2 separate regions of the Homo sapiens genome follow, and region 1 is linked to region 2. Evidence: read pairs that join two places in POLR2A ChIA-PET (ENCODE). Cell type or tissue: Panc1. All regions are shown on one strand. Each heading gives the region's core, and the rest is flanking DNA. Links, peaks and the distances in the headings are about the cores only. Region 1 has its middle 29 kb from the start of WFIKKN2. Region 2 holds the start of LOC124904029 (a long non-coding RNA gene).

Evidence for each region. ChIA-PET counts read pairs that join two places held together with the same protein. Peaks named below come from ENCODE experiments on the same cell type or tissue, not always from the same donor. Only the 100,000 strongest peaks of a DNase experiment are listed, where the experiment ranks them.
Region 1: POLR2A ChIA-PET joins it to region 2 with 11 read pairs; 5 of 35 experiments call an interaction of 5 or more read pairs at or near these places.

Annotation. Positions count from the first base shown.
Region 1 is chr17:50,804,590-50,808,976 of GRCh38, forward strand. No RefSeq gene overlaps it. Among named protein-coding and RNA genes, the nearest start is that of WFIKKN2, 29 kb to the right of the region's middle. RefSeq lists a silencer at 1,578-1,799. In Panc1, for the core only: no CTCF peak of the experiment used is centred there; no DNase peak of the experiment used is centred there.
Region 2 is chr17:50,951,210-50,955,521 of GRCh38, forward strand. LOC124904029 (a long non-coding RNA gene) reads right to left here and starts at 322. Exons shown (of 2, transcript XR_007065849.1): 1 at 1-322. RefSeq lists enhancers at 471-972, 2,673-3,872, 2,684-3,364, 3,365-4,045. In Panc1, for the core only: no CTCF peak of the experiment used is centred there; no DNase peak of the experiment used is centred there; H3K27ac peaks cover 550 bases.

The DNA.
Region 1 (4,387 bases), core at 98-4,097, 150 kb before region 2:
CTCTGCACCTGGCCACTCATCCTTGTGTATGGAGTGGCTGGACAAAACACAAAGTCACTTAAGATAGACACTGAAGAGTCTACTTTAATTGCACATAGGGCCTTTGCCTAATGAGTCACATAATCGGGGCTCCGTGGAGTCATTAATATTTCACATCTTTTCCCATCAGCACAAAGTAAACACTATTTTAATAACCGCAATACTGCTTCTTTTTTTGGGCCCAGGAAATTGCTTGGTTCATTGTTCCATTTTAGAAAAGATTAAACAAAATTGATTTTCATAATTGTCATTCTGTACTTTTTTTTTGAGACAGAGTTTCACTCTTGTTGCCTATGCTGGAGTGTGATGGCGCAATCTCAGCTCACCGCAACCTCCACCTCCACCTCCCGGATTCAAGCGATTCTCCTGCCTCGGCCTCCCAAGTAGCTGGGATTACGGGCATGCACCACCACACCTGGCTACTTTTGTATTTTTAGTAGAGATGGGGTTTCTCCATGTTGGCCAGGCTGGTCTTGAACTCTCGACCTCAGGTGATCTGCCCGCCTTGGCCTTCCAAAGTGGTGGGATTACAGGCGTGAGCCACCGTGCCCTACAGTTTTTTTTTTTATTTTTTAGACAGAGTCTGGACAGAGTTTTGCCCTGTCATCCAGGCTAGAGTGCAGTGGTGTGATTTCGGCTCACTGCAATCTCCACCCCCCAGATTCAAGCAATTCTGCCTCAGCCTCCTGAGTAGCTGGGACTACAGGCGCACACCACCATGACCAGCTAACTTTTGTATTTTTAGTAGAGACAGGGTTTCACCATGTTGGCCAGGCTGGTCTTGAACTCCTGACCTCCAGTGATCCCCTGCCTCAGCCTCCCAAAGTGCTGGGATTACAGGTGTGAGCCACCACACCTGGACTCATTCTGTACTACTCGTCCCCAAGGGGAAATCTTATACTTTCTGATTCCACAATAAGTTCTGAGGAGGAGGTGAGGAGGGTTGCTGGTCAGACAGACACTGGGGAATCTACCTAGGAAGTGTCAATAGCCAGTTCAGCACACGCAGAAGTCCTGGCTGGACAGAGGAGGGCCCAGGTGTTCTGCATGTGGGAACACAGTCCTTAGGAACAGCTGGCTTGGAGGCGATGCTGCCTAAGCCAGCAACTTTTTCCAGGCCCCACTGGACGGCACCCAAGGACGTTATCCAGGCGAATGGTGACTCCCTGCAGGATCCATTCATTAGCCACATGGGGTGGGGGGAATGACATGGGGTGGGGGGAATCCCACAAGCCAAGGGTCAGTTACCAGGTGCAAACTGTCCAAGGAACACCTGGAGAACTTTCTTGCACTTTCTGACCTCCAGGGTCTCGACAAGCCTGGGCGTGCCCCAGAGGTCCAGTTTTTATGAATATTGGAGCTCCATGCTGTTCATCCAGGAAGCTCAAAGTTAAATGAAACACCTGGGGACCCCACAGAGTTATTATATTGTGGGGGGGTGCTAGTCTGGGCCCAGGCAGGATGCCCCATTTTCTCCACTTCAGGGAGCACCTGGGATTTGTGGTGGGAGATGGAGCTGCCCCCGTGAGGACTCTGGCTTGAAAGTGACAAAATCCAACATGAGCCAGCTTGGGCAGAAAGGGGGAATTTGCTAGAATCAACCAAAAACTTCAGCTGCACACTTGGCCGCTCCGCATGTGGGAAAGGCTGAGCTGCAGAGACCCTGCATCAGGTAGGGTTCCGGGATGGCATGGCAGCCCCACTAGGGCCACGTGGTTGGAATAGGGGGAGAAGCTGCCCCCAGGAAGAAAGGGTGTTCCCTGAAGAGGGCATGCGGCAGATCAAGAGGCAAATGTGCGCCTCACCAAGGAACTTGGCTTAGCGTTGCCAAATTTTCTCTGTGTTGGATTAGGGTCAAACTCTTGTTTGACTTGGCACAGAAGCTTGGAGGCCCGCTGGCTGCATGACTGCCTCACTCAGAGATGAGTATGGAGGGTCTAGAGGGGGCGCTGTGGGGCTCTGGCCAGAAACAGCCGAAAGTAGAAAACCATCCAAATATCCAAAAATTGATGAATGAATCAACACAATGTAGAACCTACAAACAACAGGCTGGGCGCAGTGGCTCATGCCTGTAATCCCAGCACTTTGGGAGGCCGAGGTGGGTGGATCACTTGAGGTCAGGAGTTTGAGACCAGCCTGGCCAACATGGTGAAACCCTGTCTCTACTGAAAATACAAAAATTAGCCAGGCGTGGTGGTGCACAATTGTAATCCTAGCTACTCGGGAGGCTGAGGCAGGAGAATCACTTGAACTCGGGAGGCGGAGGCTGCAGTGAGCCGAGATCGAACCACTGCACTCCAGCCTGAGTGACAGGGTGAGACTCCATCTCAAAAAAAAAAAAAAAAGAACCAACAAACAACAGAATATTATTCACCCATGTAAAGCAGTGAAGTACTGACACCCACCACAGTATAGATGAACCCTGCAAACCTCATGCTAAATGAAAGAAGCCAGACACAAAAAGGCCAATATTGTATGACTCCATTTATGTGAAATGTTTAGATAGGCAAATCCACAGAGACAGGAAGCAGATTTGCGGTTGCCAGGGGCTGTGGGGAGGGGGAATGGGAGTGATGGCTAATGGATTTCCTTTGGGGATGATGAAAAAGTTCTGGAACTAGGTAGTGGTGATGGTTGCACAACAATGTGAATGTCCTCGATGCCACTGAATTGCATACCTACAATGGTTAAAATGGTAAAATTTATATTATGTGTGTTTCATCACAATAATAAGAAAAAAGATGAGCTTCCTTCAGACAAACACATGGGAGCTTGCAGCTTGGAGACTCGGGAGAAGATGTGTGTGAGACGGTTACCCGCACAATGGGTGGGTTCCATAGCTTGGGTCAAGAGTTCAAGACCAGCCTGTGCAACATGGCAAAACCCCGTCCGTCTCTACAAAAATTAGCCAGGTATGGTAGTGCAAACCTGTAGTCCCAGCTACTTGGGAGCCTGAGATGGGAGGATGGCTTGAGCCTGGGAGCCAGAGGTTGCACCACTGCACTTCAGCCTGGGTGATAGAATCAGACCTTGACTCACTGACTCAAAAAAAAAAAAGAAAGAAAAAGAGAAAAGAAAAGAAGAAGAAGAAGAAGAGGAGGAGGAGGAGGAGGAGGCAACGAATCACAGAGGGAGAAACTGGAGTGAGGTGGTCAGGGTGCTGGGAGCCAATAGAAGCTGGAAGAGCCAGGGGCGGATTCTCTCTGTGAGCCTTGGCCCAGTGAAAATGGATTTCGGACTCTGGCCTCCAGAACTGTGAGAAAGTAAATTTCTGTTGTTTGAAGCCACTGAGTTTCTGGCAATTTGTTACAGCAGCCACCGGAAACTAATATAGTTATCATGAAACCATCATTAGTATAAAATTCTGTCTTATTAAAAATGTAAAATTAGGGCAGGCACAGTGGCTCATGCCTGTAATCCCAGCACTTTGGGAGACCGAGGTGGGCAGATTACTTGAGGTCAGAGGTTTGAGACCAGCCTGCCCGACATGGTGAAACCCCGTCTCTACTAAAAATACAAAAATTAGCCAGGCTTGATGGCAAGCACCATAATCCCAGCTATTTGGGAGGCTGAGGCAGGAAAATCACCTGAGCCTAGGAGGCGGAGCCTGCAGTGAGCTATGATCACACCACTGCACTCTAGCCTGGGTGACAGAGCAAGACCTTGTCTCAAAAAAAAAAAAAAAAAAAAAAAAAGAAAGAAAGAAAATGTAAAATAAATGTAATTTTGCTGCAAACCTTCTGGCATTTTGCATCACTCAAAACTATATTATCATACTTCTTTTAGGCAGAGAAAATATTTCATTGTTTGTGTGTATATGCATCAAAAGCACTAATAACTAAGACATTTAAAATATGCCATAATTTTAGAAACTCTGTTTTGAAATGTCTTGACTTTAAAAAATATACTGGGACCCTCAGAAAAGGGGAGTGGGCTGGGCCTTTTTTGGCTTCTGAGAGGTCCTGGCTGGTCCATGCCATGCGCCCATGGGAAGACTTCTCCACGCTGGCGCACTGATGACCATCACTAGGTGTCCTGTGCACCAAGTGAGACGGTCCCACAGGGGCTGGCCGGGCCTTCCCCAGCCACATCTGCACCACTATCCCAGCGACAACCTCAACAAAGATTCCTGGGTTCTTTCTGAGCCGCATAAGTCACCAACTCTGTCTTCTTCCCTTTCTTGCTCCCTTGCCCAACACATGCGCCTGAATCTCAAGCTCCAGAGAGTCTGCTGGTTGCCTGGGCACGGCCAGGGATCTGGGAAGATACTGAGGGAATCTCTAGCACACTAAAGCATGAGAACTTCTGCCTTAGGTACTGGGGGAGAGAGAGAGAGAGGGAGAGAGAG
Region 2 (4,312 bases), core at 1-4,000:
AGGTCAGGAGTTCCAGACCAGCCTGGCCAACATAGTGAAACCCCGTCTCTACTAGAAATACAAAAATTAGCCATGCCTGTAGTCCCAGCTACTCCGGAGACTGAGGCAGGAGAACCGCTTGAACCCAGGAGGCGGAGGTTGCAGCGAGCTGAGATGTGCCACTGCACTCCAGCTTGGGCGACAGAGCCAGACTCCATCTCAAAAATAAATAAATAAATAAATAAAATAAAAAAGAATTAAATGATAGAATGGACATGAAGACCCTATCACGTAAGAAATGCTCGGGCCGGGCGCGGTGGCTCACGCCTGTAATCCCAGCACTTTGGAAGGCCGAGGCAGGCGGATCACGAGGTCAGGAGATCGAGACCATCCTGGCTAACATGGCGAAACTCCATCTCTACTAAAAATACAAAAAAATTAGCCGGGCGTGGTGGCGGGAGCCTGTAGTCCCAGCTACTCGGGAGGCTGAGGCAGGAGAATGGCGTGAACCCAGGAGGCGGAGCTTGCAGTGAGCTGAGATCGTACCACTGCACTCCAGGCTGGGTGACAGAGCGAGACTCCGTCTCAAAAAAAAAGAAATGCTCAATGGGTATGGATTATTAGAAATCATCCAGTCCAATGCTCTCATTTTATAAGCAGGGAAACTGAGGCCCACGTGTCTTTACAACATGCTACAAAGCCAGGGACTTGGAAGTTCCTGAAATCTTGAAGCTCTTCCACTCCCCTCCTCCACCATCACGGCATTCTAGAACTCAGAACAAAAGGCCAGCTCTTGAGTCCTCTGGGCCCCTTCCTCTGCTTTCAGGGGCAGGTATGCTTGGGTAAGTGTGGTGGTCACTCAGTCACAGGAAGTATGTTCTGGGATGGGACAACCACAGCTGGTATCCAGCCAGCTGAGTCAGGGCCACCCATCTGCAAGGTGATGAGTGAGGCTCGGCACGTGGGCTGGCACAGCTGCCCACCTCAGGGCACACAGGGGCGTGCTCACATGGCAGCTGTCCAAAAAGGGCAGATGTCTCTGCCTTTGGCAATCCCGCCTTCACCTCCCTCTCCCCACACACACCGCACCCCAGTCACAGGGTGATCACACAGGGGTCAGAGGAAGGAGGGCAGGCTGATTCAGCCTCTTCCCATCTGGTTCTGCTTCCCTGTGGGCAGGTGTCCTTAATATTCTCTCCATGAATGAGCACCTGGTACCCACAAACTCCTTGAAATTGAAGGTAGGAGCCTTGTTCCAGGATAAGGATCATATAGCTGTCATCAGATTTCAAAAAGGATTTTACTCCCAAAAAGGCAATAGGAAGAAAAGCAAGTGGGCTGGGCGTGGTGGCTCATGCCTATAATCCCAGCACTTTGGGAGGCCGAGGCAGGTGGATCACCTGAGGTCAGGAGTTCGAGACCAGCCTGGCCAACATGGTGAAACCCCACCTCTACTAAAAATACAAAAATTAGCCAGGCATGGTGGCACGAGCCTGTAACCCCAGCTGCTTGGGAGGCTAAGGCAGGAGAATCACTTGAACCTGGGAGGCAGAGGTTGCAGTGAGCTGAGATCATGCCACTGCACTCCAGCCTGGGCAACACAGTGAGACTCTGTCTCACAAAAAAAAAAAAAAAGAAAAGAAAAGCAAGTGGACAGGCTTTAGAATTGGATGATCCAGGTTCAAACAAGGGCCCATCCTGGAGTCCTTGGCACTTACTGTCTACGACAATGGTTCTCAAGTAGGGACGATTTTGCCCCCTAGGAACATGTCTGGAGAAATTGGGTATGCTACCGGCATTTAGTGGGCAGAGGCCAAGGATGCTGCTATGTATCCTATAATGCACAGGGCAGGCCACACAGCAAAGAAGCACCCAGCCTCACATGTCAGTACTAGTGAGGTTGAGAACCGCTGGTTGAGGTGTCCTGTCAAATGGGGAAATCTGTGCCCCACAGCCGCCTTGGGGATTAAGGCAGGCAATGGATGAGGAACCCAGGACTGGGCCCAGCACACACTCCACAGTTGCATGGGATTCTCCTCTCCTAAGGACTTTTTGGCCTGGGACATGGTAGCTAGCGGGCAGAGGTGGAGTAGGCACATATTTTGGCTTTCACGAGAGAACTTTCTGAAATGATCTTGATGCTCCTGTCCCACCCAGCTCATGGCACAGTTTCTCTAGAACAATCCCATGCTCATTTATCAACAAGGAAAACCCAGGCATGGTGGCTCACACCTGTAATCCCAGCACTTTGGGAATCTGAGATAGGAGGATCACTTGAGCTCAGGAGTTCGAGACCAGCCTGGGCAACATGGCGAAACACTGATTCTGCAAAAAATAAAAAAAAAATTAGCTGGGTGTGGTGGTGTGTGCCTGTAGTCCCAGCTGCCCGGAGGGCTGATGTAGGTGGATAGCTCCAGCCTGGGAGGTTGAGGCTGCAGTGAACTATGATTGTGTCACTGCACTCCAGCCTGGGCGACAGAGGGGAGACCCTGTCCCAAGAAACAAAAAAAAAAAAAGAAAGAAAGAAAGAAAGAAAGAAAAAGTGGGCTCTGGAAGGAGCCAGCCACCGTTGCCCTCTGGGCACTCACCATCTCACCCCTCAGGCTCCAACAGGGTTCCACGTGACCAATCCCCGAGGGGAGAGGAGACTGCGGAGAGGATGGGAGGCAAAGCACCTCCTTCAAGCTCCAGGGAGGCAGGAGGATTTGTTTAGGAGTGGCCCTGTGCAGAGGTAGGGGCATGGCTGAGAACACCTTGGGAGGTGGTGTGAAGCTGAGTCCAGGAGCCGCCAGCCCTCCCTGCCACTCAGCTCAGGGGTCACTTGGGTAGCTTCAGCCTCAACAGCCGTGGAGTCAAGTGTCTCCTCTACAAAAATAATTCCCAAATAAGTCACTGCCTTCACCCCTGGGACTGGCTGGTGCACCCAAATTGGAGTCGCCACCCAGCCCCCTTGAGCATTGCCTTGCTGGCTGATCCAACAGAGGCAGAATTAGCTGATGAGGCTACCACAGCGGGAGGGAACTGACCTGAGGCCGCCTGGAGAGATGGGACCCCGAGGGCCCTTTCTGGCACTACTCACTTGTTGGGTCTGGGGAATTAAAACACACTCCCCCTCTCTGGGTCTCAGTTTAACAGGGAGGAGACCACCACCTTCCAAACCTCAGTGACGGCATCAGGCTGGGGGTGGTGCTGGGCCTCCTGCGTCTGTGTCTGGAGACGCAGCTGACTCCCTGACAAGCCCAGACATGCAGCTGTTCCTGCAGAGGAAGCAGCAGGAACTGGGGAAGGGCAGAGCGCTGAGGGAGGGGCAAGAGGGATGCAAGGACACCACAGTGACCGCGTGCAGCGAAGCGAGTATGAGCAGAGTCCCAATCTCCAGGTCCCCTCTCCGCGGAAGCACTTTTGTCTTTATTGGAAATTTCCTCCCATGTAACATCTGACCTCTACCTTCTCTTCTACAGATGAGCTCTGCTGTGAGTCCCAGCGGGCTGAGACACTGTGACTGCCCACCTGTCCCCAGGTGCCCCTTCTATACAGCCCCATCCCTTCCCAGGGATGCTCAGTGGCTGCGGCCACCCTTGCTTTCTGCCACTCAGCCCTTGCAGGGGCTTCACACCCCAAGAGGGGCAGTCTGGGCTGGGGCTCCTGGACTCCCTAAGGCATTATCCCATCCCCGCAAGTTGCCCGGCCGGGCCCTGAAGGAAAGGGGCCCCGGACCCAGACCCGAAGGCTGCTCACCAGAGGCTCTGCCCAGGGACTCTCACCTCTCCAGCCACTCCAACTCCCCTCCGGCTTTCCTGTCATTTCCTGATGCCACAAATCTTCTGACATCCTCCCTCTTCCCCAGTGAATTTCTTCCCCAGGCCCTTCCCTTCCTCAACCTGCTTCATACTGGACATTCCCAGCTGGTAGGATCTGCCTGTGGCTCTGCACAGGAGGCTGGGCAAGGGTGGAGAAGACTGGGGGAGCTGTCTCCCATGACCCCAGCAGAGGCGAGAGACAGAAGCTGCATCTGGGACCTGTCGGCTGCAGTTTTGGGCATTCATACCCACCTAAGCATTCTGGAACAGCCCTGAACCTGGGCATCAAACTCCCCAGGCTTGAGAATGGTGAACACTACTATTAGGCGCCCCTTCCTCCAGGCCTATGCCGACTCCCCTGTGCCCATGGAAGCTGTGTAGTCCATGCTGGCTCTGGCTCATGTGGGTGTCCGGACAGTGAGGCCGAGGCGGCAAGGGCCCTTTACTCTGTGCACTCCCAGCTCCCCATCCCAGCCAGGGCAGCCTTGACCCTCCTGCCCCCTTGCTGTGCCATGTGTCAGTTGGCTGGGATC